Linked DNA regions of Homo sapiens: regions 2 and 3 are each linked to region 1. The links are chromatin loops, found by intact Hi-C in ENCODE. Cell type or tissue: dorsolateral prefrontal cortex. All regions are shown on one strand. Links, peaks and the distances in the headings refer to the core of each region. The heading gives the core; the rest is flanking DNA.

The links. Hi-C counts contacts between places; a loop is a spot of excess contacts. Peaks named below come from ENCODE experiments on the same cell type or tissue, not always from the same donor. Only the 100,000 strongest peaks of a DNase experiment are listed, where the experiment ranks them.
Region 2: a loop joins it to region 1, with 6 times the contacts of the local background. A loop is called at or near these places in 23 of 110 quality-filtered maps.
Region 3: a loop joins it to region 1, with 2.4 times the contacts of the local background. A loop is called at or near these places in 79 of 110 quality-filtered maps.

The regions. Positions count from the first base shown.
Region 1 is chr7:151,754,301-151,764,809 of GRCh38, forward strand. All of the region lies in intron 3 of PRKAG2 (protein kinase AMP-activated non-catalytic subunit gamma 2), which reads right to left. Among named protein-coding and RNA genes, the nearest start is that of PRKAG2-AS2, 47 kb to the right of the region's middle. RefSeq lists enhancers at 1-2,327, 593-1,374, 2,563-5,719. In dorsolateral prefrontal cortex, for the core only: CTCF peaks have their summits at 5,427 (motif pointing left) and 5,634; a DNase peak (open chromatin) is centred at 5,421; H3K4me3 peaks cover 426 bases; H3K27ac peaks cover 2,396 bases.
Region 2 is chr7:151,309,123-151,319,631 of GRCh38, forward strand. No RefSeq gene overlaps it. Among named protein-coding and RNA genes, the nearest start is that of NUB1, 27 kb to the right of the region's middle. In dorsolateral prefrontal cortex, for the core only: CTCF peaks have their summits at 6,130 (motif pointing right) and 6,332; DNase peaks (open chromatin) are centred at 4,949, 6,119 and 7,329; H3K4me3 peaks cover 669 bases.
Region 3 is chr7:151,368,580-151,379,088 of GRCh38, forward strand. NUB1 (negative regulator of ubiquitin like proteins 1) reads left to right here. Exons shown (of 15, transcript NM_001243351.2): 11 at 156-308; 12 at 5,518-5,664; 13 at 7,269-7,364; 14 at 8,055-8,232; 15 at 8,468-9,870. The coding sequence ends at 8,646. It also overlaps a transcript of WDR86 not described here. Among named protein-coding and RNA genes, the nearest start is that of NUB1, 32 kb to the left of the region's middle. In dorsolateral prefrontal cortex, for the core only: no CTCF peak of the experiment used is centred there; a DNase peak (open chromatin) is centred at 5,858.

The DNA of each region.
Region 1 (10,509 bases), core at 2,364-7,363:
GGCCACATAACTCTGCAATGTGTTGGCTGAACTTTTCAGGAAACTTGGATGCCGCACATACTTTTCCTTTCTTTGTGGGCAGGCAAGATGAGTCACGTTTTTCTGGAGTCTGCTCAGCCCCAGTATTCAGACCTCATCAGCTGCCCTGGTCCGGAAGGCTCCAGCTGTGGCCAGTGAGCGGGGGGCCCAGGGTGCCCGCGTTGGCTGGGCCAGCACTGGGGCTTAGGGGCAGACTTGGGCAAGCCAGAGTCAATCTTTTTTGTCGGGTACAGGGTAAAGCTCACAGTAATTCTGGATCATGGCAACATCTGGGGACAGACCCAGGGCCCTTTGTACAACTCACAGGGCACAGCCCTGAGGGAGGCTGGGCTTTGGCTTCATATAGTCCCTGTTCTCCCGCCCACCCAACCCCCTCCGCCGCACCTGACTCCCCACCACCTCTCCAGGCCCTAACTTCGAGTACCTCACTCTCCAGCACTTCGAGCTGCACCTCACTCCCCAGCACTTCTCCAGGCCCTACCTTCGCGGTCCCCTCAGTTCCCCTGCCTCCCTTCCTTCCGAAGGCCACTGTGGTATTGGAAAGTTGGAGCAGCGACCTGAAGGAAGGGACCCCACCTGTGTCTATCTGCAGGAAGGGTCGCTGCAGGCTCTCTGAGAGGCAGGCTCTGGGATGGAAATGAGCATGTTGGATGTACATCAGGGAGTGCTCTTGGGCCTGACAAAGGGGCGATGGAGACCCCGTGAAGCCCCGACAGAGAGTTCTGAAGCCCGGATGCCCCTTCAGAGCTGTCCTGAGCGGGGGTCGGGGGCTGGTCCTTTATGTACATCGGCCGGTTATTGGGCGTAGGCCGGCTCTGGGAGGGGCTGAAGGCTGGCGAGGTGGTGCTCCTTAGCTGAGGGCCATCTGTCTGTCACACCCACAGCTGGGAGTGAGTTCCTCATTCTTGAAGGAATCGGGAATCTGGGAGGCACGGCACAGCACAGCCTCAAGGGTGTTCTGGCTCCAGGGTGTTTTCTAGCAGAGGGCCTAGGGGACATGCTCAGCATCTCAGGGTGTTTCAGGCAGAGGGCCTAGGGGACATGAGCCTGAGCAGAGGAAGACAGGGGGTGGGTGTGCACAAGACACAGTCAGAGCCAGCCCAGGGTGACCTCAGAGGACCTCAGAGGCCATGTGTGGTGGGGCTTGGAGTTTTCATTTAAATGTGCTGGGGCGGCGTCAAGGGGTTGAACAGGGGATGACATGATGGGATTTATGTTTTAAAAACAGGAGTTGGCAAATTACTACCCAATGGCCCAATCCTGCTGGCCACCTGCTTTTATAAATACTTATTGGAACACAGCTGCACCATTAGTTTATACTTTGTCTATGGCTTCGTAGTTGCAAAAGAGACCACGTGGCCTTCGAAGTCTAAGACATTTACCATCTGGCTTTTTACAGGAAACATTTGTCAACTGCTGTTTGAAGAGACTCCTCTCCTTGCTGGGCAGAGTCATTTCCAAGGCAGCAAGGGGACTCTCACGGGGGCCACGGCCCCTCACGAGCCTTCCCAGTTTCACCCCGGTGCCTAAAGCAACTCACTTTAGCAGTTGCTCGTGTTCTTTGGTATTAATGATATAAATCACCTGTGCACACCATGAGGTTCCTCCAGGAGGCTGCGGGGCCCTCCCAGGTGGAAGTGGAGAAAAGTCCTCAGTGTCTCTACCTGTGCGCAAACACAAATACTTCCACTGCCCTCTCCCGCCTCCTCTCCCATCCCCCATTGGTCTCCTCCTCTTCTCAGGCCTCTCCCCCTGGACCACCAGTGATGCCGGCAGCCACAGGTCCCTCTGCCCCCAAAGCAGGTCTCGCCTCTGCACCATCGGTACAGTCCCACAGGCCCCTGTGGCCTCCCTGAAAGTGAGGAGTAAAATGACTCACGTACAGGTCATGTGAGCAATGCCCCAGGAACACACACCACACACGTGACTGCAACGAAGGAAGTGTGGGTTCCTTTTAACGTAGGAGCCACCAGAGCTTCCCCAGGAACCTCTCTGCCTCTGAGGCACCAAAGGTTTCCTGTCCTTGCAATGCTGGGAGGGACCCTAGATGGATTTGTGGGTGCATCTCGGGCACCCCGCTCAGCACATGGCTCAGGCACACGCAACGACTCAGTGGTGCCTCCAGGCGAGCGGGTACCTGCGCTGCTCTCATGCTCAATCCTCACCCCTACTCTGCCTGGATGCAGGGGCTGACCTCTGACCCCTGCTGCCATGTGTCCAGGCTCCCGCTGGGCAGGAGACAGGGAGACACCTTGGGCAACATCTGACCATAGCTACAGCCCCTTTGGCTCCCGTTCCTGCCAGACAGACCAACTGCAGCTCCTGGTTCCAGCCCCGCCAGGGCTCCCAGCGCCGCCCTCTTCCCTTCTCCCACCTGGGGTGGGAAAGGATTTTCCTTACTCATCGGTGGGTCGCTTCCCAAACTCTAGTCTGGCGTCTCAGCTCTTTCCTCACCTTTATAACCACGCAGCCACATAATCAGAACTGTGACGTCCGTGTATTAAACTCCATCTGCTTTTAGTACGGAGAGTAACCCTCTTCCAGGTAGGACCCGGGCTGACAGCTGAGCTAGGGCCATCTGCAGGAGACGATTCAGACGGGGTCAGCGCTGCGATTCGGGGGAGTAACCAGCGGTGAGCTTCAGGCCTAAATGCTGGAGTCCTAAAATTACTCGAGTCTGACCCCCCGGTTTTTGGTCTTGCTCTATATTTAGGGACAATGGCCCTATTGATGCTCACTCGCTGAACCACTGCCTGGCGTTTGTTCTGCGGGGCAAGCTGGAGTGGGGTGCTCCTCAGCCCCGGGAGCCCTTGGGATGGAAATGCAAGACTCAGAGGCTCTAAATTAAAGTCTTAAAAGCTTGGGCTCATTCCTCCACACAAAGCACAAAACCTTTGGCATTTTATGGGAAAACAGACTTTTATTTGAAAAATAAACTCAAGTTGCTGGGATATAAAGGAAGAGCTGTCTGTGATCCAACGCTGAAATGGTGTGAAAGGACCTGAAGTTTTACAAGTTAAATAAACTTCTCTGAAAGACTCATTCGAATTTCAAACAGCTCCCAGCACAGATCCTCTGAAAAAGATCCCCAGATGCAGCAGGATGAGACACAGTGCCCGCTCCAGGGTGGGGGTCAACCATGTGGAATGGGAGATTCGGATTCAACCACAAACAGAGAAAATTAAATTCCTTTTGGATGTTCAAAATACACATGACCTCGGTCATAATTGTGAGCTAGTCTTGGAAACGGACAGGGGGAAAATCTACCATTCCACATCTCTGGCAGAAACCCGGGACTTACTTCCATCCAGCGGATCCTCTGTGCCCTAAGAACCCCCCAAACCAGACTCGCCTCAAAGGCGTTCCAGACGCATTCTGCTGTTCTCTGACCATCTAGGGTGGTGTTTTCCAAACTGCAACCACTGCCCCCGCCACCCCATCATGAAATCAACCGTGTGGGTCAGATAAAGCAGCTGAAACAATAGAATCGAAAATAAAGTACCTAGTCAGGGTCAATATTGCTTCGTAAAAGGGCTTTTGTTGATGTGTTGTATGTGCTGGATTATGCCATCAGATGGATTTGTTACTGTGGGCTGCAGTCAAAACGTTTTCAAACCACTGCTGCGATGAAGCCCTGCGGCTCCGCTTTACCATCTCAGTGCTGTAAATCTTCCCCGGGTGTCAGAGTATATTCTCCACCTTTTGCTTTGTGCTTGTCCCTACCAGACACCATGGTCATCACCTAGAGTAGCCTTCGGTGTAATCAAAGTAGGTGGCTGTCTAGGCCAGTGATTTTCAACTCTTTTTTTTTTTTCTAGTAGGACAAAGATAATGTCCCAATGTCCAGCAGGGCTGATCCTGTCAGTAGCAGTTACTGGGTGTGCCCTGCTGCCCCCATCAGACAAGATGCCATTTCTTGCTCCGTGGGGGCCAGCTGGCCAAAGGCCACCTTGTCTCACTCCCTAAAAGCTACCACTGCATGATTTTAGGGTTCTGGGAAGACAGTCGCTTCCAAAAAGAGAATCTGTGGCATCTGGTTTTGATGCTAGGAATTCTTTCTTTGTTATGAGATAAATGTGTCAACTACCCCTGAACTATGTCACCTTTAAGTTCTATAATGTCTATTTTAAATATTTTTGCCAGAACTGTTTCCATCTGAGGGAGGAGGGAAAAGGATAAAGGCATGTTGAGCTCTAGGAGCTGGGAGCCCACAGAAAGGAAAACAGAGCAGGGAGATCCAAGGTCCCCAGAGACATGGTGTTCTTCCCATGTTGGGTGACCATCAGTGTACCCCAAAGGTTCCAAACCCCGAAGGCACTGATAGACCTGGGGGGATGAGGAGGTATGAACTGGAAGAGCTTGGGAAAATAAGAGGCAAGTGCATGAAAAGCTCAATATGTGATTTTTAAAGAGACAAGAAGGCAATAGGAAGTTATCACGAGAGAACACAGACTGCAAAGAGACTTAAAATAACAGCTATATTTCAGGGCTCTGGCAGATTGCTCAAGGCAAACAGAATCCAGTAAGGCTTTCTGTAGCGGGCAAGACTTGAAGGAGGTCTCTGAGGAGGCGGGAGACCATGCTAATGTATCTCCAGATCCACTGCAGGGACCCCTCACTGCTCACCCCAGCCCTGTCTCTACCATCTCTTTACTGCACAGTAGCCAGACATCTCTCTGCATTGCATCCGATCGACATCCGATGGCTTTCTGTATCGCTCAATTAAAACCTGGAATCCTGACCTCTCCTGCAAGGCCCCGCCCCACTCCCTGACCTCACTCCAGCACCTGCTCCCTCCCTACTTGGTTCTGGCCACATTGACCAGCTCCCTGCAGGCTCAGAGGCTGCTCCTGCCTCCGGACATTTGCATCGTGGGCCCCTCCGCCAGGCGTGCCATGGCCTCCACCTGTCCTCTCCCTGGCTCCATCTCACCACTGGCCAAATGTCTCCATGTCAGAGGCTATTGCTGACTTGCCCACATAGAGCAGCACCCCCGCAGCCCCTCTCCTTTGACTGTTGTTCCTCTTGGCACTTGGGACACATGACACTTTTCCACCTGTGGTACCGATTGTCCCTAGAATGGTATCCCCACGAGGGCAGGGATGGGCTCATTCACTGCTGCGTTCCCAAGGGCCCAGCACTTAGCAGGTTCTCATGTAACGTGGTGCAGGTGAATATCCTCCATGCCAGACAACTCCCCTTTGAAACGCCTGGGCAGGCAGGTATCCTTGTCCGCTCCTAACACCAGCTTTCTTCTGTCTGGGAGGCGCATTTGAAGGTGAACCGCACTGGAAAAAACCCAGGCAGGAACGATACCTGCTGCTTTCCCCCAGGCAGGACCAACCTGCTCCCAGCACCAGACTCAGCATGTGAGGCTATGTCACCCCCTAGTGGTCACTCTGTCACAAAGCCAGAAAAACCAGAGGTGGGCTCCGCCTGGCCAGCTGTTCTCAGGGCCAAGGGGACCCCGACCTACTCTCTCACCCAGACTTTTTCTACGAGTGAACTCAGATGTAAACAGACATTCAGAAAATAAAGGTGAAAAGGCATCTAATATTGAGGCCACATTGTCTTGAATGAGGGAGAGATTTAACATCGACATTCTTCCTTCTAGTACGGGCTCCAGGCTGAGCGGCTGTCCCAAGATGTGGACTGTGGTGGGGTAGCACCAAGTCATTCCTACAGAGTTTCTCTGTTCATTGCAGATTATGTGGGAATTTATCAAAGATTAGCCTTTTCTTTTTTTAAAAAAGGAAGCTGAGATGGGAGGCAGGCCAGAGAGAACCTAGGAGAAGTGAATATACAGCAGGCAGAGCCCAGACCTGAGCAGCTGGGTCTCCCAGAAGCCTGTCTCCATCAGCCTGCTTTGCTTCCTTACTTCTTTGAGAGAGAGCTGGGTGTTTGTTTATTGTTTTTGAAACAGAGTCTTGCTCTGTTCCCAGGCTAGAGTGCAATGGCAGGATCTCGGCTCACTGCAACCTCTGCTGCCCAAGTTCAAGTGATTCTCCTGTCTCAGCCTCCTGAGTAGCTGGGATTACAGGCACCCACCATGCCCGGCTAATTTTTGTATTTTTAGTAGAGACGGGGCTTCACCATGTTGGCCAGGCTGGTCTCGAACTCATTATCTCAGGTGATCCGCCCACCTCGGCCTGGCCTCCCAAAGTGCTGGGATTACAGGCATGAGCCACTGCACCCAGCTGAGAGAGTTTTTTAAAAGCTGGGGACTGCCCTACAGCATGAGGCTTTTGCTAATGTGCACTTAGCATTTCCTCTGCCCCAGACCTCTGAGTGGCTCTCTCTCTGGCTCCAGTGTGGTCTCCTTACCAGAGAAGACTTCCCTCGCCATTCCATCCAAAGCAGCACCCACCCCACTACCCACTCTCTCGCTCTGCTTTCCTTTCCTTGACAACGTGGGGGCAGTTAAAGTCTATCTGTGCTCCCGTGCCCCATCCCTCCTCCAGCCCTCTGTCTGGAAGATTCCAGGCTAGCTCTGCCAGCTTGGCCATGATTGCCTTCAGCCAAACAGCGCACCTTGTCCATAGCTCCCCTGGGGCAAGGAGATGTGTCAGGATAAAGTTAGGATGGCTTCGTGGCATGAACAGAAAAAAATAACTGAAAGGAGGCTAAGCCACAAGGATGCTTATCACCTACAATAACGAACAGTTAGTAGGTAGGCAGTTGCAAAGCAGGTCAGCTTAGCGAAACTGCCTTTGCAAAAGTATCACTGTTAGGAGAAATCTGACATAGCTGATTCCATATTGCTTCTGACCTCCAAGTGTCCTTGGTCATTCCTGGGCACACACAGGCCAAGCTAATTTTGGGAGAAATTTAGTTTATAGTTTAAACTACATACAGTTTAAAGCAAGGATGATACTAGCCCTTCCCCAAACTAAAACACCATTGCAAAACTAATGAGAGGCCGCAAGGTTAGGATTGAGAGAGGCCTGAATTCTGCTAAGATGTAGGTGTAGTTAAATGACAACCAGCCATTGTCCCGAGGTCACAAGATTTGTAACTTCCCCAATTACTCCTGTAGATAACATCACTATTAGAGAACCTAAGATTGGCCTTTTGAGATGTCTTTCCAGACTTCTGCATTTCTGGCAACCAATTTGACCTCACCTGGACTCCTGACTCACCACCCAACCAGTCCTGTGGCCCCACCCAGAGGAGGAGTCAGTGTCATTTTCCACACCCCTCTGAAGGCATCCCAACTAATCAGCTGCACCCATTCCCTAGTCCCTGCCCGCCAAACTATCCATGAAAACTGCTAACCTCTGAGCCTTCAGGTAGACTGACTTGATTTGATAGATAACTGTCCTGCATGGCATGACCGGACTCATGTCAGTTAACTCTTTCTTTACTGTGACGCCGTGGTCTCAGTGGATTGAGTTTCCCTGTACAAGAGGCGGAAGGACCCATCGGGCAATGACATTGGTGCTGCCAACTGCGTGGAGAATCACCTGCCCACCTTTCCACTCAGCCACCTTGTGCCTTGACCTTTGTCCTCATGGCCCTAGAAACCATGTCCCCAGACCACAGTCAAAGGAAGAAAAGGAAATTTATCCCCGTGTGTCTTTTTTGTTGTTGTTAGGGGACGCACGTTTTTCTTAAATCCCTAGCCGACTTCTCCCATTCACTGGCATGTGGGAAGGGGATACTTCTGACTGAACTAGACCAACTGCAGCTCATGGCCTGGGGCCATGCCCTGAGTTAAACCAGGTTCTGCTATGAAGAAACAAGAGGCAGCCACTGTCCGATGGGTTAGCACAGTCTGCTGCGCACCTCAGCGAGGAACAAACTGTGCACATGGACAAATGTGATGGACTTAGCGGGAGAAGGGGCCCAGGACAGGTGGGGAGAAGACGAGAGGAAGGCCCTGCATGGTAGCCGAGGGCAGCAGGATCCCCTACACGCATCTCCAGGGTGGGAAATGACTTTCCGCAGTAGGCAGGCAACTGTTGCAAGAATGAGCCCAATGGAGGAAGGAGGCTTGGCTATCTCACAGTATTGACACACGTACTCACACACATATGTTAATTCTTACATATACGACGTATACGTAAGCTTAAGGAGCAGGTAGGCAGGCACAAGAAGCCTAGCTGTGGCCTACTGGGAGCCTCTAAAGGGAGCCACCACTGAGAGGCAGTGTCAGTTCTGTGAGGATGGGGGCTAGGAAGGCTGGCATGGGCAGGTCAGCTATTCATGGGAGCAAAATACAGGGGTTTGGTGGAAAAGAGGCAAACTATGCCAAGCATCCTCTGTGTTTGGGGCAGACTAGCCCACGCACATCGACCAGCACCTCTGAGCTGTGTGCCGTAGAACAAGCCACTTGCCTTTTGCCAGGATGAGCAGCTGCCTTGCAGGATTGCCATGTGTTCAGAATTGGACTCAAACCCCACTGAAGCTCACTGCTAAACACTGAGGGGTGGGGGACACAAGAGAGGTCCATCTGCAACCCTAAGAAGCATCCTTTACAGAGCAGACGGCACATTCAGACACATGCCCACAGCGCGGCTCCCTGACTGATGGCTGGCTGGGATAAGGGCAGGTCTGTGAGGACAAGCAGCCTCATCAAGACCATGGGGACAAACAGGAGGCGTCCCCCAAAGCAAATAAGCCAGCAGCCTGAGCAGGACAAAAGCCAGCACTAGAGATGGGCAGGGCTCCCGAGTCGTGACAGCTCTGTCCCTGCTCCCTCTACCGGCTCCTCCCCTCTCAGCCTGCACGTGCTTCTCCCACCTTACAAAGAACCAACTGAAAACGTCCATTAAACTGAATCCATCCCCTCGCTACCAGCTCGCCTTAATTGTCGGGTGGGCTCGGAAGTGCCACAGTAAGAATTAAGCGCCAGAATCTAAGCTGAGCCCCTAAAAAGGCCACACACAGTCAGACGCAGCCAAGGCAGGTCTCACGCTAAGGCGGGTCTCCTGCTGTCCTGCTCCCTCCTCACCTCTGTGTCTCTGCCTCCAGCCATCCCGGCACAGAGTCGAGCACACGGGTTGCTCTTGATGTCTTGGGTGGGAAGTGACGCCTGTCCTCTCTCTTTGGTGAAACCCCATCATGTGGTCCCACCCTGACCGCAGGGGTGGGCTGGGAGAGGCAGAGGAGCTCCTGGCTCTTGCACAAGCACCAAGCTCCTGGCACAGATGCATCCACCTGCGCTTCTGACCCCAGGGCCTTGAAGGAAGTTCGCTGGCTCCTCAGCCACTGCCCCACACGCTTTCCTTCCCTTCCTGGCTACTGAAGCTGCTCTCTTGGAAATCACCAATGACCTGCCAAGTCCAAAGCCTGGCCGGACCTCCAGGGCTGATCGTCCCCTCTCTTGAGGGACTCTTCTGGGCCTCTGTGACCCATATGCCTCCTTGGCCTCTTTCATGGACCCTGGGCCTCTGCCCTCCCTCGTGTGCCAGCCATACCCAGCTGTCTGTCTCCAGATGCCGTGCCTGGTCTGGCTGATGCCGTCCAGGGCTATAGCTGCTGCCTGTGTCACCTGACGAGCCCTAACACCCATTTGCAGCTGACAGTGCCCTGAGCCCAGGCTCCCCTTGGAGCTTGCAGGCCCGGAAACCCGCAAGCTCTGGACAGAACATGCAGCCTCACTGCTTTCCTCCTTGTGCGTCTCTACAGGAGTTGGTGTCTAAAAGGGACAAAGGCACACTCCAGGTGGAGAGGGGCACAAATGAAGTTAAAACCAAGTTAGACAGGGCTGGGACGGGCAGACAGCCTGGCAGAGGAGGGAGGCAGTGTTTGCGCAGGTGGACGGGGTGTGAATTGGGGGGTGAGGTTGGCCCTGATCTGGCAAGCAGTTTGAGTTTTCTGAAGTCTCTAGCAAGGGAATGACATAATAAAAGTGGTGATGGAAACATCTGTGCAGCAGCCGCTTTGACAGATCTGCAATCACAGCTCTAATGGCCACAGGGGACACTTCAGGCCACTGCCCTGGGCCAAAGCCAGAGCGCAGCCCAGCCCAGGAGAGTGATGGAGAGACCAGCGCTCCAGAAGGGAGAAAGGCTGTCCAGAGACCCAGAGGTTGGCGCCCTTCCTTGGATGCTTTTTCATTTTGCTATTTGTCCTTTAAGCTAACAAACACTCAACTCCAGCTCTGATTTGCTGACACCTGAGCTGAGGGCCTAGGGACCTGCTACCCCCGCCCAGTACTTTCTGACTGTCCACCCCCAGTGCCAAGAGCTCTCCACCTGTCAGACGACCCAGGGAGAGCGGGGAAGTGCCTAGAGGCATCCCAGGACTGCGATGGCTACACCACGAGTGCTGTCAACTCCTTAGTTCATGAGTCCTACCAGAAGCCCGGAGACCTCATGACCTATTCACACTGTCCTGCCTCCCACCCAACCATGCTCCCAGGAGCAAGTGGGTCAGGGGCAGAGCCAGGAGGTGGGGGCAGTGTCAGGATGGTCAGGGTTTGGTCCCAGGACGTGGGGGCAGGGCCAGCAGGTGGGGGTAAGGCCT
Region 2 (10,509 bases), core at 3,363-8,362, 440 kb before region 1:
GAAGCTTTTGCACGTGGTTTCACACTTCTCAATTCCAAGCCCTGAGGGGCTGGTTATTCTCCTTTCTCCCCACCCCACCCTACCCCAGGTTCATTCCCAGCGCTCTGGTCTGCTCTGTGTCTCAGGGCTGGCCCAGCGGGTGCTCAGGGTGAAAGGAGAGGGGCCGTGTCTCCGAAGCTCCCTCCCACCTCCTTGCCAATCGTGGGCAGCAGCCACGTTCCTCAGGCCACTGTCCCTGTTTTGTGATCTAGCCTCAGCAGCCACCTCCTTTATTGTTCGAGGGGGCTGGAACTGGCCCTGCAGCAGCCTCTGGAAACCTCAAAGCTACATCATAACCAAGCAAGTCTGTGGAGTCCCCACCTCCTTTGGCCACTAGCATCTGGCCTGTGGTCTGGGAGGGTGCAACTCACAGATGGAGCTTTGACATGTGTGGGTCCTGCCACAGCCAGGGAGGCTAAAAGAGTGAGTGTCTGGCATTTCCTGCTTGTACAGTGGGAGGTGATTTATGCCTGGTAAGAGGGTTTCCCTAGATCCATGAAGACTGAAGATATGTGATGATAGATGAAGAACTTCCGGTGTTGGAAGCCTTAGTGAGTGCCAAGGAAGTTCCGTGTAGCCCAGAAAAACTGAAAAACCATCATAAGTTCTGACTTGTCTGTAGCAGACCGTGTTGGAAGTGCCAACTGCATATCCCTTCAGCAGAGTAGACAGGGCACATCTTTTCTTTTTTTATTATTTTGAGGCAGGGTCTCACTCTGTCACCCAGGCTGGAGTGCAGTGGCATGATCATATCTCACTGCAACCTCGACTTCCCGGACTCAAGTGATCCTCCCACCTCAGCCTCCCTAGTAGCTGGGACTACAGGCATGCACCACCATGTCTGGCTAATTTAATTTATTTATTTATTTATTTATTTATTTATTTATTTATTTATTTATTTTGTAGAGACAGAGTCTCACTATATTGCCCAGGCTTCTTTTTTGATGGGAATGGTATATTTGATAAAACTTGAATACCACCTTTTAGCTACAATGTTAAAAAATTGTTTTGCAACATTGTAATAAAACCAGTGAGAAACTGTAGACTCTAGATTTGGTTGTACAAGATACCTTCTTTTGTCATCAATTTGAAATTAATGAAATCTGGAACAAAAGTAATAAAGATGACAGATAAAATTGATAGAGGTTATTTGGACATTGAGAAGCAAATTGTAACAAAACCCTTTCCAATCACATAAAAAGCAGCAATTGATTCAGGAGAAATGATACATTTTGAATAGAAACAATGAATAAGCTTTTGGGTTCTTTGATAAACCAATGAGTGAATCCTAAGAACATACAGGAAAAGGATGGAACTTCTTTACAATTTGACATGAAATGCTGACATTGAGGCAACAGTGTTTGTAGAGCACCATGTCACAGAGGACACCCTGCCATGCATTCAAAGGGTTTTTAAGAGTAGCCACTAAGCACAAAACCCATGAAATGCCCTGGAATCTTAAAACTCATATATGAAACTTGACAGGTATTTTCCCAGATTTGAAAATAATATTTCAGATATACAATCATTATGACCAACAGAGGGCAGTAAAGCTGTACTAGCCAGGTTCCAATCAGGAGACAGAAACCACACGATAATTTGTACAAGGAATGTTTCCCATAGATAATTAACTTTAGGCCAGGCACAGTGGCTCACGCTTGTAATCCCAGCACTCCACCCAGCCGAGCCTGGTGGATCACTTGAGGTCAGGAGTTCGAGACCAGCCTGGCTAACCCATCTCTACTAAAAATACAAAAAGTAGCCAGGCATGGTGGTGCATGCCTGTAGTCCCAGCTACCTGGGAGGCTGGGACATGGTAATCGCTTGAACCCGGGAGGCGGAGGTTGCAGTGAGCCGAGATCGTGCCACTGCATTTCAGCCTGGGCAACAGAATGAAATTCAGTCAAAAAAAAAAAAAAAGAAAAAAGAAAAAAGAATTGACTTTAACAGGGGATTGGAGTAATAAGGCCTGGCTAGAAAGAAGTTAAGAGAACTCTTGAAAAATGCAGGAATGGCAGATAGAGGCACAACCATCACTCTTAGGGCTGAGATAAAGCACCCCAGAAGAAGGTCCCTGCCACGGCTGAGATCCAGACCTGATGGGAGAGATCGTGGCAGAGAAGTCACTGAGGTGCCAGGTTGGCAGAAGCAGCTGGAAATCTGCTCTCTGGGGTATCAGAGGAATCACCCACAGTGACACGTCATGTCTCAGAACAGTCTGCAAAGCCACAGGAGAAAATGCAGGGGGAAGCAATTCCCAGGACAGTGCCCTAGTGGCCACAAACTCCTGCAAAGCTGCCCAGGGGGCTTCCAGAGAAAGCTACTGGTGCCTGGGAATTGGAGTTGGTGCTGCAGAAGCCACACATGCTGCTGGAGCTGCCAGACACTGCAGAAGCCGGGTGCCTTGCAGGAGCAGGTGTAGAGAAACCTCATGGGCAGCAGGAGCCTCCCAAGAGGAGTGCACCAGACAGTGAAGAGAAACCCCTTTCTCCTCCCGTGTCTCTTCAGCGCCCTCTACTGACAAAGCTTGACATGCAGCTGCAGGCAAAGGGCAACTAATTACAAGGCTCAGCTCAATTCTAGGAGGTCAGGCAATGAGGGACGTATTAGGAGCTGAGATACAATAAGTTGACAACTGGCACAGAAGCTAAAAGAAACTTTTCTAAATTAATAAATCGCTAAATTTTAACCCACCATGCTAGAGCAAAGATCGTCTTTCTAATTTCTCTGATAAGATTGTTGTCATTTAAAGAGTCAATTAAAGAGCCTATAGCCAAAAAATGAAAAAAAATTATAGATATGTGTCAGACAGTTAATTAATAAAAATATTTTATTTTTCTGGATTTTGTAATGTTTGTGGTATTTTTTACTTTTTAAAATTTATAACTTTTTTCTCATTCTTAGTAATATTTATTTTCATTCCTAATATTGTATTTGTGGCCCAGTCTTGGCTCACTGCAACCTCCGCTTCCTGGGTTCAAGTGATTCTCCTGCCTCGGCCTCCCAAAGTGCTGGGATTACAGGTGTGAGCCACTGCACCCGGCCAGTATTGTGTATTTAAACATAATGAAACATGGAAAAGGTACAGTAAATGTACGGTATAATCGTATGGGTCCCATCATCTTATGGGACCACCGTCATGTATGCCGTCTGTCATTGGCCAGTATCATTATGCAGCACATGACTGTGTATTTGGGAGTGGAATATGCCAGCATTCCATTTAGGGGGGTTCAAGACGTTCGTTGTGGCATGACTTGGAGGGCATCTCCTGCTTCCTCTATTAGATGATAACCTCCTTGAAGGGCAGAGCTAGAATTAACGCTGGGGCGGGGGGGCTCAGAGGCATCATCTAGTCCAATCCCCTTGTGTAGGTGGGGAAACTGAGGCCCATAGCGAGGCAGACCCCTGAGACCCTGAGAGGCAAGACCATGTTGGTGTCACGTTAGAGTCCAGGGCTCTTTCTAGTCTTCCACAGGGTGTGTGTGAGTGTGAGAGTGTGAGTGAGTGTGTCAGTGTGTGGGGGCTATGTGTGTTTGTGAGTGTCTGACTGTTGGGGAGTGGTGTGTGAGTGCATGTGTGAGTATGGGTGTGTGTGGATATGAGTGTGTGAATGTGTGTGAGAGTTTGTGAATGTGTGTGGGTGAGTGTGTCTCTGTGTGTATGAATGTGTGGGGGTGGTGTGTGTGTGCGAGTGTGAGGAGTGATGTGAGTGCGTGTGTATATATGTGTGAATGTGTGTGTTTGTGTGAGTGTGGATGTGTGTGGGGTGTGAGTGTGAGGGAGTGGTGTGTGTGCGTGTGTGTGAATGTGTGAGTGTGGATGTCTGGGGGTGTGTGTGAGAGTGTGAGGGAGTGGAGTGTCAGTGCATGTGTGTGGGTGTGTGAATGTATGAGTGTGTGAAGGTGTGTGTGGCTGTGAGTGTGGGGGAGTAGTGTGACTGCATGTATATGGGTGTGTGGGTGTGTATAAATGAACGTATTTGTGAGTGTGGGTGTGGATATGTGTGAGTGTGGGTTGTGGGGATGTGTGTGTGTGAGTGTAGAGGAGTGTGGAGTGGTATGTCAGTGCATGTATGTGGGTGTATATGAGTGTGTGAAGGTATGTGTTACTGAGTTTGTGTGTGAGTGGGTGGGAGAGGTGTGAGTGAATGTGTATGGGTGTGTGTGGGTGTGTATGAGTGAATGCGTGTGTGTGAGGGTGGGTGTGAGTGATGTAGGGGAAGTGGTGTGTGAGCACGTGTATGGGTATGTGTGGGTGTGTATGAGTGAATGTGTATTTGTGAGTGTGTGTGGTGTAGGAGTGGTGTTTGAGTGCATGTGTATGGGTGTGTGTGGTTGTGTATGAGCATGTGTGAGTTCGTGTGTGTGGGAGTGAGTTTGGGATGTGTGGGGAGGGTGTGAGAGTGTGAGTGTGGGGGAGTTGTGTGGGGGAGTAGTGTGTGTGCATGTGTATGGGTGTTTGGTGGGTGTGTATGAGTGAGTGTATTTATGTGTGTGATGTGGGGGAGTGGTGTGTGAGTGCATGTGTATGGGTGTGTGGTTGTGTATGAGTGTGTGTGAGTTCGTGTGTGTGTGGGGTGTGTGTGTGAGAGTGTGTGTGAGTGTGGGGGAGTGGTGTATGTGTATGTGTATGGGTGTTTGGTGTGTGTGAGTGAATGTGTATTTGTGAGTGTGTGTGTGGTGTAGGGGGAGTAGTGTATGACTGCATGTGTATGAGTGTGTTTGGTTGTGTATGAGTTCATGTGCGTGAGTGTGGGTGTGTGCGTGACTGTGGGTATGAGTGTGTGTGTTTGTAAGTGTGAGTGTGGGTGTGAGATGGAAAGGGGGGCAGGGGTGGAGAGAGATGAGGCAGCCTGAGCCCCGGGACGCTCCCCACCCGTTGACCCAGGAGGCTGAGTCAGGCGCCAGTCCCCACTGCCCCGGCCGCCTCCCAGTTCTTGGCACAGGAAAGCTTGTGCTGGGAGCAGAGCCACAGAGGCTGTTCTTAGAAAATGGCATTGGTTGGGGACATGTAACCAAAGGCTGGAGAACTCGCTCCTTTTCAGCAGTTAGGAGAGGGGCTCTCAGATACTCTAACCCCAGCGCATCTTACCAAGGTCCTGACGGTCTCAGCAGCAGGCTGGGCCAGGGTCCCGACGAAAGCCTTAAAATAATTCATGGGTCAAAAGCATGAACTGAAAAAATGTTAATATTCTTCGTAGTCCGTTAAATTGTACCAGTTTATATCCTCACCAGCAAGGTATGAAGACATGTATTTCCCGGTTCCTCCACCCATGGCAGCCTTGGATATTATCAGATATTTAAACCTATCCCAGCTTAGGAGCAGGCAAATGATTTCTTGTGGTTCATTGTGTTTCTTTAATTACTGGAGGGGATAAACCTCTTTGTAAACGTTTGTGGGTCACTTTAATTTTTTGGTGAATTTCTGTGGTCGTTAATTCGTGTTGGGTTCCTCTTTTGTTTAGGAACTTCTTCACACTTCTTAGAGAGAGATACAGAGGGCTTTTAGAAATGGGTGCCTGGCCCATAGTGGGTGCTCAGTAGACGTCCGTCAAGTTAATGAATGACCATGGAGGATCTGGCTTGATGAGGGGTGCAGTGTACTATTCTCTCAAGGTTCTGGGCTTAGAGGGCCAATATGGTCAAATTTTATAGTGACAGGCCGGGCATGGTGGCCCACGCCTGTAATCCCAGAACTTTGGGAGGCCGAGGCGGGCTGATCATTTGAGGTCAGGAGTTCGAGACCAGCCTGGCCAACATGGTGAAAACCCGTCTCTACTAAAAATACAAGAATTAGTGGCGCATGCATGTAGTCCCAGCTACCTGGGAGGCTGACGCAGGAGAATCGCTTGAACCCTGGAGGCAGAGGTTGCAATGAGCCGAGATCGCGCCACTGCGCTCCAGCTTGGGGGCAGAGAGAAACTCCGTTTCAAAAACCAAAAAAAAAAAAAAAATTACAGTGACGATTCCAGGAAACACACCAAGAAGGAAGGGGTTGGCTTGCAGAACGTGGTGCTTTTAATTCTTGCTAGGCAGGTCTCCGGGGCTGTGATCTAACACAAATTCTGAGTCTCACCACCAGAGGGAGCCCTAGACTCAGGAAGATCCCGAGGCGGGTGGGGTACTGCTCAATTTTTAACAGCTGTGTCCTCAGAGTTTTCCATTTTGCACCTAAAAATTTTCCTCCAGGTTTAATGGCTGAAAAGCATGCAACTTCCAGCTTATTAAAAATATTAATATTTTGAAAATAAAACATGTGACTCTTGGCTGTGTGTTCAGTGATATGCAGGCATCGTATCACTCTGGCACCCACCATTTAAACATACGTAAATGAGTTCTTTAACCATTCTTTCCATCCACCTCCCTCATAAACTTTTATCCTAATATATGTTATGTGTGAAAGTCATATGGCTTATACCTCTCATACTTCTCAGCAATGAAAATATGTTTATACATTGAAATTGAAGGAAGCGGTACCTTTGTGATCAGGTCTGTAATTATGGAAACGTTACCTTCTGCTTACAGTTATCATCACCATTATGGATATTTGATTAAAACAGAATAAATATGTGACAAACTAATTAACAATTGTTAAACATAAAAAGTACGTTTTTATTGGAAATGCATCTCTCAATGAGGTGAATGAAGTTGTTTTTATTTCCTAGCTTACGTATCTCTGTGCTAGAGTAAGACGCATTATAAACATCGATTCTAGTTCTTCGTTTTCTTTATTATTATAGATGTTGATGGTGAGACTTTTTTTTTCTGAGACAGAGTCTCAAAGAAAAAAAAATCAATGCTTCCTGCACTTTTGCTAATTTCACTCCAGTTTGTCGTCCAGGCTGGAGTGCAGTGGTGCAATCTCAACTCATTGCAGCCTCTTCCTCCTGGGTTCAAGTGATTCTGTGCCTCGGCTTCCCAAGTAGCTGGGATTACAGGTAAGTCTGTCTTCTAGCTAATACAAACTTAAATGACCAGTAATAGGGTACGATTGACTAATCTATGGTTATGTCCACGTGGGGAGATATGAAGTAGCTACTGAAGTTATATTAATGAAGGTATGAAATAACATAAAAGATGCTTAAGGCCGGACACAGTGGCTCATGCCTTGTAATTCCAGCACTTTGGGAGACCAAAGTGGGCGGATCACTTGAGGTCAGGAGTTTGAGACCAGCCTGGCCAACATGGTGAAACCCCGTCTCTACTAAAAATACAAAAAATTAGCTGGGTGTGGTGGCGGGCGCCTGTAATCCCAGCTACTCGGAGGCTGAGTCAGGAGAATAGCTTGAACCCGGGAGGCGGAGCATGCAGTGAGCCGAGATTTGCCACCGCACTCCAGCCTGGGCAACAGAGTGAGACTCCGTCTCAAAATAAAATAAAATAAAATAAAATAAAATAAAATAAAATAAAATAAAATAAAATAAAATAAAATAAAATAAAATAAAATAAAATAAAATAAAATAAAATAAAATAAAATAAAATAAAATAAAATAAAATAAAATAAAATAAAATAAAATAAAATATGCTTAGGATACATTAATTAAAAAAATAGGTTAAAAATTTGCACACCTGGGATGATGACTGTAAGAAAAGCTCTTATTAGAGAGAAAACTCTGGAAAACTTTAACATGTTATAATGGTTCTATTTTAGGTAAGGAAAATTACTTAAAATATAATTTTCTCATTTTCTTCTCTCATTTTATTTTATTATTTGAAAACAATTTTAATAATGAAAAAGTAAGAAAAATGTATCAAATAGCATTCTCAAGATATTCAGCAAATCTTCTCTTGGGCCAGCCTTGCATCCAGGTGGTATAGGGATCTGCTGGTAATCCAGGCATCGGCCAGTGGAGTGGGGAAGGAAGGAAAGACGCCCCTCTTTCCCAGCTCCCACCAAAGCTCCCTTACAAGCCGTCCTGATGACAGCAATTCTGTCCCTAACACGGACTCCTCTGTACTACTCCTTTGGGGGTACCCCACTAAAAATCGGCTACATGAGGATAAATCACTTAGACGCTGCAGCAGCGTGGTCATTAGTGGCTTCAAGATGAGCGCACGGGTGGGGGTAAGGAGGTCGGATGGGAGGATGGGGGAATGTGCACACAAGAGCGAGGTCATCTGAAGCTCTGTCTAAAGCTTTGTCTGGAGTGGGTCCTTGTTGATGCAGCCTGGTTGCCTACTGAGCGCCCATTCTCTTCTTCCTTGCTCACAGATTACCTTTTTCTTTTTTTTCCTGTAGTGGGTAGGCAATGATTTCCCAAGATCCCTTGCAATTAGGAGTGTCTATGTGGCATTTTTCTAGGCAGTCAGGTGTGAGGGAGTCTAAGGGATGGGGATTCTGGACGAGCTACTACTATTTGCCTGACAAAAATGGGCAGACTTGGTGGGCAAGTGGTTTCCATTCTTTGCCCTCCCCGCTTCCTCTGGTCTGAACCACAAGCACGATGCCTGGATGCGCAGTTGCTATCTGTTGTCCATGGCACAGAAGCATTGAAAGACAAATTTCAGGGAAAAAAGTAAAACCATGACTCTTCTTCAGGTTAAAAATGAACACTGTTAAAGGTTTTATTTAATTCATGTGGAAACTAGGCAGATGATATAACCATTTCAAAAGAGGAGTCAAGGCTGGGCATAGTGGCTCACACCTATAATCCTAGCCCTTTGGGAAGCTGAGATGGGTGGATTGCTTGAGCTCCGGAGTTCAAGACCAGCCTGGGAAATTTGGCGAAACCCTGTCTTGACCAAAAAATACAAAAAAAAAAAAAAAAAAAAAAAAGCCAGGCATGGTGGCCTGCACCTGTGGTCTCAGCTACTCAGAGGCTAAGGCATGAGAATCACCTGAGCCCAGGAGATGGCGGTTGCAGTGAGCAAGATCACACCACTGCACTCCAGCTTGAGTGAGAGAGTGAGACCGTGTCTCAAAAAACAAAAACAAAAAACAAACAGAGAGGAGTCAAGAAGCACAAATTCATGTGGAGTCATGTGGTGTGAAGGAATGTTGAAATGAGTGGCAGGTAGAGGGTAAGCCTATTTTTCCTACCGTTGGTTACAGAATTGTGAAACAGCTGCCTGGAATCAGAATGTGACTGTGATGCAGGTGGAAGGCCATGCTGTCCACCGTGCATGGTTTTCCCTGCAGCACACATGCTTTCTCCAGAGGGACTGCACACCTCTGGGAAAGAAACAAAAACAAACAAACAAAAAAACCTGTATTTTCTGAAATGATAGTTGTTAGGTTTTGCTAAATGCACCTGACCACCACCTTAATTGCTTGAGCTGAATGTAACATGATTCAGTTATTGATGACTAGCCTTCAGACACTGCAGGGCATTAAAAAAAATTTATGGGAGGCCGTCAGTTTGGACTGAACTTCTGTGCTAGACCCCAACAGACAAGCAAAATGGAGTCACTCATGCTAAAGTTCCACATCACCAAACACAAACTAAGTTGTTTATCTGACCCTCTAAGAAATCAGAAGAGAGACATGAAACTAAATCCCTGAAAGGGCTAGGTTAGCTCTCAGGATAAGGAAGTTTCCTTGGTTTTAACCCTATAAGGAAAGGACAGTAGTTCTCCTTTATCCATGTTTCACTTTCCAAGGTTTTAGTTACCCACATTCTAAAAACAGGTGAGTACAGTTGAGTAAGATATAAGGTATTTTGAGAGAGAGAGGGAGCACATTCACATAACTTTTATTACAGTATATTGTTATACAGCACAAATAAACCTATGATCTGGTCCCTATGTCCTTATGTCTAGGTGAAGAAACTAGACACGTATGCATAAAATATAAGGGCAATTTGTGAATGTTGTAAGAACGAGGGTGCAGCCCAGGTGTTGAGCACAGGTTCTGGGCAGAGCTTTGAGAGACGGTTAGTGAGGCCTTTTGTAGGTGGACAGGGAAGGGAAGAGTGACAGAATATGTTACTGAAATGCCAGGGGTTTGGTCTAGGTCAGGGGTGTCCAAGGGAAAACATACAGTCATGGGTTCTTAGTTTTTTTTCTGGTTGGGCCAGTAAAGCCCCTTCCTCATCCCTGGAGACAGAAACTAAAAACCATGGCTTCAGGCTGTTAAAGGCCTAAAACAAAACAAAATAGAACAACAACAGCAACAACAACAACTAAATAAAGTGGGTTGTACAAGCTTGGTCTACATCCTGCTGCTCACTGCACAGAAAGCCAATCACTGAGACAACAGGTATTGCCAAAGAAGAAGGCTTTAATTAGGTGCTATAGCCGAGGAGATGGGCAATCAGTCTCAAATCCATTCCCCTGACCAACTGAAATAGGGGATTTATATAGCAGGAAAAAGATGTAACTACATGCAAGAAAACAGGAATTAAGAAATGATAAGGAAGGGGGAATCCATCAACAGGCAGCAGGTGGTCTGTTAGGCAAACACGACAGGTTAGAGGTCTGGCATCTCATTGTCCAGAGGTGGGGATCTGGTAAGTTTTGGTTTGTTGACACT
Region 3 (10,509 bases), core at 3,789-8,788, 380 kb before region 1:
ACTTGTTAATAACAGGCCTAGTTTAGAGATTTTATCCAAAATCTGATGCCTTTTAATTCACATTGGATACAATCTAATTTCTTTTAGGCTTTCACTTTGTATTAAGCTTTAAGTATTGCCGTGGTTACATGATTCTTACATTTCCCTGTCTCTAGGCACGTCAGCTCTTTAAAGAGCTATATATTGATCCATCAAAAGTGGACAATTTGTTGCAGTTGGGGTTTACTGCCCAGGAAGCCCGGCTTGGCCTGAGGGCGTGTGATGGGAACGTGGATCATGCGGCCACTCATATTACCAACCGCAGAGAGGTACCCACTTTCACATGCCCTAGCTCTCTTGGGTATGAAAGAACAAAAAAAGATAATCCCACAGGAGTGTTAATAACCAGGAACTCTTTATTACTCCAGATTGGGAAGGAAGGAGAAACTTGTCCTTTTTTTTTTCTTGAGACAGAGTCTCACTTTGTCATCCAGGCTGGAGTGCAGTGGCACGATCTTGGCTCACTGCAAGCTCCGCCTCCCGGGTTCAAGCAATTCTCGTGCCTCAGCCTCCTGAGTAGCTGGGATTACAGGTGTGTGCCACCACACCTGGCTAATTTTTGTATTTTTAGTAAAGATGGGGTTTCACCATGTTGGCCAGGCTGTTCTCAAACTCCTGACCTCAAGTGATGCGCCCACCTCAGTTTCCCAAAGTCCTGGGATTACAGGTGTGAGCCACCGCGCCTGGCCGAAACTTGTCTTTTTCAATTGGATCATTTTTCACATGCTGCAGTCTCCTTAGTTTTGTTTCCTGCTGTGGTGGCAAACGGTCCCCTCTCTCTCTTTCTTTAACACCATAGTGTATTTCTGGAAGTCATTTTAAAAACAAAATTGTTTTTTCATGAGGTCATTATTAAAGTTGGGGATTGCATCCTTGCCTAGAAACATAAGTCAAATCATAGAAACAAGTTGTATTATATTATGAAAGCACAGGTTAAAAAACTATAATCATTTGAAACAATTAAGTACATTAAAGAAAACCTTAGAATTTTGGAGTTGGAAGCATCCTTATTCTATCCAATATGTTCTGCAGTGAAAGAACTGAGGTCTAGAGGGCGGTCATGGTGGAATATTAGCAGGAGAGCCATTTTTCTTCTTGCCAAAACAAGAAGTTGGTACTAGATTATCTCACAGGTCCTTTCTAGCTGTAAACTCCAGCCATAGAAGTCTCTAGAATCTTCACATGTATGTTACCTCGTTTCCCTTTTTGCTAAACACTAGGATAATCCTGAAGGAAAAAAGCAGCCTCAGGGGTATTTGGATGGGAGCAGGAAAGCCCCGTGGTTGTTTGCCTACCTGATGCCAGAGAGGGAGTGGATTCGTGGGTTCATTCCGTGGTGAGCAGTCACAGGGTTTCTCCTTTTACAACACCAGCTGTGGTCATTACCTTTCTCTCTTGCCTAGTCCAATCGTGGTCCTTTGGGTCTTGCTATAGAAGTCAATGAGTAGGTAAAGGCAGAGACTTTGAAAAGCTGAGTTCTTTTTTTTTTTTTTATTCCAGAGTCTCACTCTGTCACCCAGGCTGGAGTGCAGTGGCGTGATCACTGCAACCTCTGCCTCCCAGGTTCAAGTGATTCTTCTGCCTTAGCCTTCTAAGTAGCTGGAATTACAGGTGCCCACCACCACGCCCAGCTTTACTTTTTGTATTTTTAGTAGAGATGGGGTTTTACCAATTTGGCCAGGCTGGTCTCGAACTCCTGACCTCAAGTGATCCTCCCGCCTTGGCCTCCCAAAGTGCTGGGATCACAGGTGTGAGCCACTGCGACCAGCTGAAAAGTTGAGTTCTGTGTGTTTGAGTTTTACATGGTCTAATTCAGTACTAACAGAAAAATGAACATTGCTGATACTGATTTATTGCTTTACTATTACTCCACTACCAGTAAGAATTTATTATTTTTATTTTTATTTATTTTTTCCTTTAATTTTATTTTATTATTATTATACTTTTAAGTTTTAGGGTACATGTGCACAATGTGCAGGTTAGTTACATATGTATACATGTGCCATGCTGGTGCGCTGCACCCATTAACTCGTCATTTAGCATTAGGTATATCTCCTAAAGCTATCCCTCCCCCCTCCCCCCACCCCACAACAGTCCCCAGAGTGTGATGTCCCCCTTCCTGTGTCCACGTGTTCTCATTGTTCAATTCCCACCTGTGAGTGAGAATATGCGGTGTTTGGTTTTTTGTTCTTGCGATAGTTTACTGAGAATGAAGTAAGATTTTATTAGCATCTGGAAAGCTAGTGTTTTAAAATGAGATCATTTGGAAAACAGTTCTCATCACTGTATAAGACTATAGTTCATAAAACATTGTCACACTCATGTCATTCACTTCTGCCTGTGACCAGCCGAGAGGCCACAGGACAGGTACTTCTCATCTTACACATGGGAAGAGCTGTTGCTCAGAGGTGGTCTTTTAAAGTATAGTGGAGTCATATCACTTGTACATTTCTGAAGTTAAAAGCCCTTGGAGAAAATGCAAATAAAAAAACCAGTGTATATAGTGCAGTTGATCCTTCTCCCTCTTCCACCCAACAGATGTTGTTAGTTACGATGCCTTTGGCTGAAAGCAACAACAACAACAAAAAACCCAAAATGGCCTAAACATCAAAACAAGGGATGTGGTGGGATTTATTGGCCGTTTACTTGTAAAAAGTCCAGAAGTAGGATAGGTCTCAGGGTTAGGTGATTCATTCAGTGGCTTACTGATGTCACTGAGGACCTGAGGTCTGTCTTTTACCCCCACCCCCCACCCCATGTCATCAGTGTCATCCAGTCACAACAAGGGCCATAATCTGTGTCCCAGAATCCTCAGGGAAAATCCTGAGCTTCTTGTGATTGGGCAGCCTTGAACCTGTCACTGAGGCTGGAGGAACGCCAAGACTGGCTCAGGCCTGTGGCAAGAGATAGAGGGTTGCCACCTTAGCCCATTCAGGGGCCACCTGGGGAGCTGGAGCAGCCTCCCACACCTCAGGGAGGGGTAGAATGGGTGCTGGAAAGACAAAAACAATGTCCCACAGAAAGTGAGCTCCTATCGGAGCTTTAGATGAGCAAGAGAAATCTGCTGCCCTCGGAGTTCCAACGTTCTAGGTATGAGCATCTGACTGAGCTGAATGTAAAACAATTCGTTCATGTTTTTGTTTGAGACAGAGCCTTGCTCTCTTGTCCAGGCTGGAGGGCAGTGGCGTGATTATGGCTCACTGCAACCTTGATCTCCCGGGCTCCAATGATCCTCCTGCCAAGAGCTCTCGGCTGATTTTTATTTTTTTGTAGAAATGGGGTCTCACCATGTTGCCCAGGCCAGTCTCAAAACTCCTGGGTTCAAGCAGTCCTCCCACCTTGGCCTCCCAAGGTGCTGGGATTACAGGTGTGAGCCACTGCACCCAGCCTTTAATACATAATTATTAAAAGTTTATATTTTTTGTGCAATATGGCCCTGAGTACAGACCAGTTTCTCATCTGAGAAAAGCAACAGCTGTAGAAACGGAGCTCACAGATCATGCTTCGGCATGGCCAGGCCGTGAGACGTAGCCTTCCTAAGAGGCCATCCCAGCTTGTTGTGACCATACAGTGCCTCTCTCTTGAGATCTGATTCTACTTAACTGTAGCCACTTCAGTGCAGTACTCACTGTCATTGATTTGATCTACTTTATCTTTCTAACTCATCTTAGTATAAAGAGAAATTTCAGAAAATAATGTTCTCACATGTGTTTACATGATTAAAAGGAAACAGACTAAGACATTTGTAATGAAAGGAAGTATTCTTCGAAGCTCCCAGTTGGTGTGAGGTCTGTGTTAGGTAATGCCCAGGTCCGCTGGCTGGCAGCGTCCTTCTCTGTGCTTGGATGTTAGGTGCGCTTCTTAGCCTTTTGGAATATAAATGGAAGAAACTGTATTGAAAGCAGAGGATGGGGCCAGTAAAGGCATTTTACATGGAGTATGTGTAAATAAAAGTGCAAATGTGAGTGGTATGAAAGACTCCTGCTGGCATGTGTGGTTGGGGTGGTGTGGCAGGATAAGGTCAGTTTCGAAGCATTGTTGGGGCCAGGGAGTGGGGGCCCTGAGTAGCAGAATAAGGAGCTGGTGCCTCAGTGTGGGGAGGTGGTCAGGAGCTGCTGCGGGCTTTCAGGTAGGTGACTGGAATGACGGAGCCTGCTGCCCTGTGCAGCGGGGCTGGAGCTGGGGGAGACTGGCCACTGAGAGGTAGAGCACGTAATGGGGGCATGAGACAGGCCTGGTGCAGCTGAAGGGGAAGCAAAGGGAGCTGGCGCTGTGGGCACTCCAGGGCCACACCAGGAGGTTCTCCTGTGATAGAGACAGGCCATGAGTCTACAGATGTCTTCATCCCTGGAGATGTTTCCAGCAGCCACTCTGTTCTGCCTGCTCCTACTGTGGGGCCTGTGGAGTCTGGTTCCACAATGATGATGCTTTTGTTTTCCTAAGAGATGAGGCCGCTTTCCTGCTGTGGGGAAAATGCAGGGAGGCGCCTGTTGCCTGGGCTGGGCAGGAGGCAGGATCAGGTCTCTGGAAGGAAGGAGTCTGTTTTCTCCCCCGTCCTCGCTGCTGCTGATGGTGGGGCTGGTCTCCCTGGGAGAATGTAGCAAGTCACTTAACTTTGTTGAAAGCTTTCTGTCTCCTTGTTGGGAAAATAATGAGGTTGGATTAAATTCCTGGTTTTCAAACTTGCTTTGTTGTTGTTGTTTTTAAGCAGCAAAATCCCCTTTTTAAATGACATTTTTATGGGGATACTAGTTTACAAAATAAATTGGGAACTCTCCTGATTGGCCCTGGGTGGGAGAGGTGAAGAGACTAGAACCCTCTGCAGCCGTCCTGCGCTCCTGCAGCAATAGCAGGCAACTCTGAGAAACAGGGTTGAGAACCAAGAGGTTAGATGACCTTTGTCTCTGGGCACTCTGTGGGTTCCGAATGGAATGACAGGCCTCAGAAGGCCCTGGAGTCCTTGCTCCCCAGGCTGTGGGGGGCGGGTCACCAGCTTTGGCATTGCCCAGGAGCCCCTGATTCCACATCACATTTTAACTTGAATCCCTGGGCGATTCATCGAAGGCTGGAAGGCCTTCCCACCGCGTGCAGAAGCTCTCCTACCCGGTTCCTACCTGGTTCCTAGAAGAGAATCCATGCACCTCACACCCGCGACCTCTGCAGTGGGAGTGCTGGGTTGGCGAGCAGCCCATCCTGATGCCGGATGGTGGATGGCGGGGCTGGCGAGGCACCTCCTTCCTGCCCCACGGGCATCTCACTTCCACTGCCTGCCTCAGAAGCAGCACTTCCACCACCCCTCTGCCTCTGTGGCACCTCTGCCATTTGGCTGGGTGAGGAGAGGTAGAAAGAGGGCCCCCTGTGCTTTGCTTTGGTTTTTTGGCTTTGCCTGGAAATGCGGAGAATCCTGCAGAGCGCAGACTGAGAGGCTGTGAAATCTCAGTCCCTAACTTGGGATGGGACTTTGCTGTTTTCCTAAAGGAACTGGCCCAAATAAGGAAGGAGGAAAAAGAGAAGAAAAGACGCCGCCTCGAGAACATCAGGTTTCTGAAAGGGATGGGCTACTCCACGCACGCGGCCCAGCAGGTACTCCACGCAGCCAGCGGGAACTTGGATGAGGCCCTGAAGGTAGCAGCTCCCTCGGGGCCTCTGGCCTTGTCCCTGAGCAGTGGGTCCTGCCCAGAGCTCCCTCCATGGCTCTCCAGCATCCTCCCGGGCTCACTCCTATGGGCTGCCCCGTCATCCGGATCTGAAGGGCAGGTTTCTCCTGGGCTCCAGCCCAGACACAGGCTGCGTGAGGCCACGTGAGGCCCCATGCTCAGTGCTTGGCCCAGGCCTGGCTCCAAAACGTGGTGCCTGTCCACACCAGCACAGTCCACAGGCCAGGACTTTGTGTAGGGTTTCTGTGTGCAGCAGAGTTTAGTGAAACAGGCAGTTTCCACGGCAGAAAAAAGAGAATGGGAATTCAACTTGTAGTATAATTGTTTGGCATTAAAATTTTAAATGTAAGTATCTAGTTTTATTTATTTAGTCCATCGTACATGTTGGCAAAGGGAGAGCTTTTCAAAGAACCCCTCAGGAGTGACAGCAGGTTGGGATCCAGACAGCAGTGACTTTACCTGGGCCACTTCCTTCCCTGTGTTGGAGAAGCATATCGAATCCTCAGTAGGGCAGGTGCTGCGCTGCGTCTCAGCAGCTTGGCATGGAACCACCCTCTGCCCTCTCGGCCCCGCAGGTCAGTGAGAGACAAACTCAGAGCACACGTGGTGAGGGGTCCCGAGGGGGTGCACAGGAGGCAGGGGGCTGGCTGTGTGGAGGCAGCAGTCCAGACAGATGCTGGGGCAGCGCGGCGGGCAGGAAGCAGAGTGGTAGGAGCTGGCTTAGGTTGTGCACGTGCTGGGGGCGGGGCTGGGGGGACAGAGATGGGGTTGGAGGGGGTGGGGTGCAGGGCAGGTGTCCTCGTTTGCCCTGCTGAGGCGGGTGTGGGTGCAGCAGGCACGGGGAGTCCACCCTGCCTTTGCCTCTTATCCCTGCCCTGTTCCCCGGAAGGCTCCACAAGTCAGTACTTTTGTAACTATGTACATGTATATTTAACATATACGTTAAATTTTAAATTTTTATTTGAATATCATCTAGTTCGTTTTTTTGTGTGTTGGAGAAATATTAAGAGGTGGGAAATTCTGAATATTCGAAGGGACTGATGGGTCTCAAAATAGATGTGAATTATACGAGTGGCACAAAAATACTTCCAGTCAAAATGGAAGTACTGAGTGTTGGAAAGGAAAGTCTCCACAGGGTCTTTGAAGATTAAGTATTGTGTGATGAAGAAATCAAGGGTCAAAATAACCCTACTACCTGCCTGACATTTTAAGTCTAGAGGGCATGACGCTTTCAAAGATCAATCAGGCAGCCCTGAGCTGCTTGAGACCTTTCTGTCTGTAGCTCTGACAAAACCTGTTTTCTTGGATGCTGCTTCCACCTGCTCTCCATCCCTTCCTGCTCTAACAGAAGGGATCTTTTCCCTGACTAGTCTTGCTCCTCCTTCAAACCCCAGCTGTCCTGGTCTCTGGCTGGAAGCCTTCTGTGAACACCAGCCTGAGTGGGAGCCCCTTTCTCTGCCTCATAGCAGCAGAGGACGGCGGGGTCTGCCTAGCACATGGCAGGGTGCAGCGCCTGTCTGAATGTGTGAAGAGTTCTTAGTGATGGGTAAAGGGTGTTCCTGTGTGTTTTAGATTCTGCTCAGCAATCCTCAGATGTGGTGGTTAAATGATTCCAATCCTGAAACCGACAACCGTCAAGAAAGTCCTTCCCAGGAAAACATTGACCGAGTGAGTGACAGGCCTTTGTGCCCTCAGCTTGGACAGCCTCGGGTGGGGTTGCTTGGGGTAACCCGGGTGAATCAGGCAGCAGGACTGGGGGAGTCCGTGCTGAAACCTTGGCTCCCAGGCTCCAGGTGTAACCTGCCCACCTCAGAGGCCACCCACGCAGTAACAGAGGGCAGGGGAGGCCTCCTTGGAAAGCAGGAAAACTGGGGAAGTGTCAGGAAGTTCTCTTTAGGTTTGCTGCCTTTGTCTATGCACCACTGTTTGCATCAGCCTCATTTCTCTGCCTGTGACCTAAAAGGATGGCACTGTGACCTGGGAAACCCATCCAGCTTTGTATCCCAAGTGACGGCTCTGTCCACATTTGTGCCCCTACACGCGTTAGCACGCCTGTATGCTGTGGCCACTGACCTCGCGGTGCTCGTGGTGAGGCTGGTGTGGCGCCCTGCTCTCAGCCCGAGGTCACTGCCTGTCCTGAGATGGCTGCTCCCTGACGCACCCGACTTGAGTCTTCCAAGCCCCCTTCCAGGTTGCTCTACGCTCACATTGCACAGAAGCATGACTTGTGCACAAAGGGCCATGGTGCACACGCCGGGAGCTCTTAAACATGAGAGTCGGCTGTCCACTCGTATGGCTGACGGGGGTGGCAGAAGAGGCGCCAGGGGCTGATGCTGTGACCCCTGCGCTCTCCCCTAGTTGGTGTACATGGGTTTTGATGCACTCGTGGCCGAAGCTGCGCTGAGAGTGTTCAGAGGCAACGTCCAGCTGGCCGCCCAGACCCTTGCTCACAACGGAGGAAGCCTGCCTCCCGAGCTGCCGCTGTCGCCAGAAGACTCTTTGTCCCCGCCAGCCACGTCCCCTTCTGACTCCGCAGGTAGGTCTGAGGTCTTTGAGGGCCGCATTGAGAGCAAAGTGTCTTCAGAAGCCAACAGATGTGGCCCTAAGCCACGGCAGATGTGGAGACTGAGGGGGCGTCCCCTGACGTCACCGGGCCGGCCACCTGGACAGTGTGGCCAGCAAGAGGCACAGTCTGAGGTTGACTGTGGTCGTGCAGTGTCCCCAGGACAATCCTCACATAATTCACTTACTCCTGCGGTATTTTATTGTAGGAACCTCTAGTGCCTCAACAGACGAAGACATGGAGACAGAGGCCGTCAATGAGATACTGGAAGACATTCCAGAGCATGAGGAAGACTATCTTGACTCAACTCTGGAAGATGAAGAAATTATTATTGCAGAGTACCTATCCTATGTAGAAAATAGGAAGTCAGCAACAAAGAAAAACTAAATAATGAACAGAAATAGCGCTAATTTTCTGCTTATAAATGCTATCATTATGAAAAGGCTAATGCAGCTCTTTCTGTTCTTACTTTTTATCTGAATTACAAGTCCTCTTTGGGTGTAGGAGGGGGTGGGCAGGGGACAAGTCCAGGAGGGGTCCCAGGGCCTTCATGCGTGGTCTCGGGGAAGAAGCTTCCTCTGGCCTGGCGCAGGCCGTTCCATCTGCCTCCCAGGTCTGCGTCCCTAACCCCTTCCCCAGCTTGGTGTTTTACCCCGAAACAGGAAGGAACAGGGGTCCTGTAGAACAGGGGTCCTGGGGAAGGTGTCCAGGGCAGGGTCCTGGGAAGGGTGTCCCGACCGCTTCCTCTCCAGCTGTGGCTCCATCTGCCCAGCTTGCCTGCCTCCTGCACCCACTGCCCTGACCTTCCTGCTTCCCACGCTGCCATCTCTGCCAGGGTGCCACATGGGTTCCTGTGCCACCCTTTCCCCGCCCCTCAAATCGTCCTTTAAGTCTTCCTTCCAAGTGCTGTGGGGCATAACGATGAGGCGCTGGCCTTGGGGGCCACACCAGGTCGCAGCAAATGGCTTCAGCCTGGGACGCCAGTGTTTTATGCTCTTAGTTCAGTAAAATACGCCCCCGAAATTCAAGATTGAGTGTCAGGCTTTATATATATTCAGCATTCCTCATTACAGAAATCTTCTATTGAATGGGAAAGGTTTAAATGCTAACCAAAGCAATTTATTTTTAATTAATATTTTTAGACTCTGTGCTGTCATACTGAACTCACTGCTAGCTAAGAGACCTATCAGAGATTTAGATATATTTTCTCCAGGTTTTTTGTGGGTTTTCTTTGTTGTTGTTGTTGTTCTAGCCATGTGACAGAGGCTCTTTCTAAAAGTATGTAGTTCGCTGTGTGTCGGCTCCAGCAGTAACCGTCCTCACTGCGCCACGCACTCCTCTGTAGATGTGTGCCCAGTGGGAGTTCCTTCCAGCCCCAGGACCACAGCAGCAGCCAGGTGCCGAGTGGATTGAGTGCCAGGTGCATCCAAGACTTTCCCTCCCTTCCAGAAGGCACTGACTGAAGACAGGATGGATCATGCGGAGCCGGCTGAAATGCTCCAACTTTTTCAAAGTGTGGGTGGTCCAGTTTGGACTGATGGGAATCTTCTTGTCATTCTTTTTAAACGGATGATACCGATGGAAATAAAAGGTGGGAAATATATTCAAAAATTGTCACCCTAATTTTGCATTAATTTACTCAGCCTCCCCAGCTGTAGGTGTTGAAAGTGTCTGGGTGACTAGCTCTTCATTTTGATTGCAGGATGTCTGTTTCCACTGAGTTTTGTGAGGAGATGATGGAAGGATGATCTCAGAAGCAGAGGGCATCTGCTGTGAAAGATGCCGCACGCCAAGCGGGGCTGGGGTGCATCCTGGGCAGGGGACTGAAATGTACCTGTCAGGGTTTGCCTCAGAAGTGCCTGGTGAGCTGAGGTGACGCGGAGTCTCAGCCTCATTTGACACAATGCCACACTTGGATTTGGGGCCTGAATTTAAGCTTTTGGCTAACAAATCGCTGTCCTGCGCTTGGTTCAGGCGTGTCTTCTAGCTTCCCAGCTGTTTTTAGCCATCATAGAAGCAATGCCACACCAGCAGGCCCCAAAACTCTTCCGTGTCTTGTGAAGAGAGAGCCGCAGAGGAAGCCGGCTGTGGAGGCAGTTCTGGGCATGCGCTATGTCCAGAATGGGCTGCCCTCCAGGCATGGAGACTTGGGCCGGGCCTGCTCCACCGGACAGGCGGTAGAGGAGGGGGCAGGACGGTGCTGAGGTTGGAGGAGAGGCCGTTGCAGAGGAGGGGGCCTGGGAGGGTTCT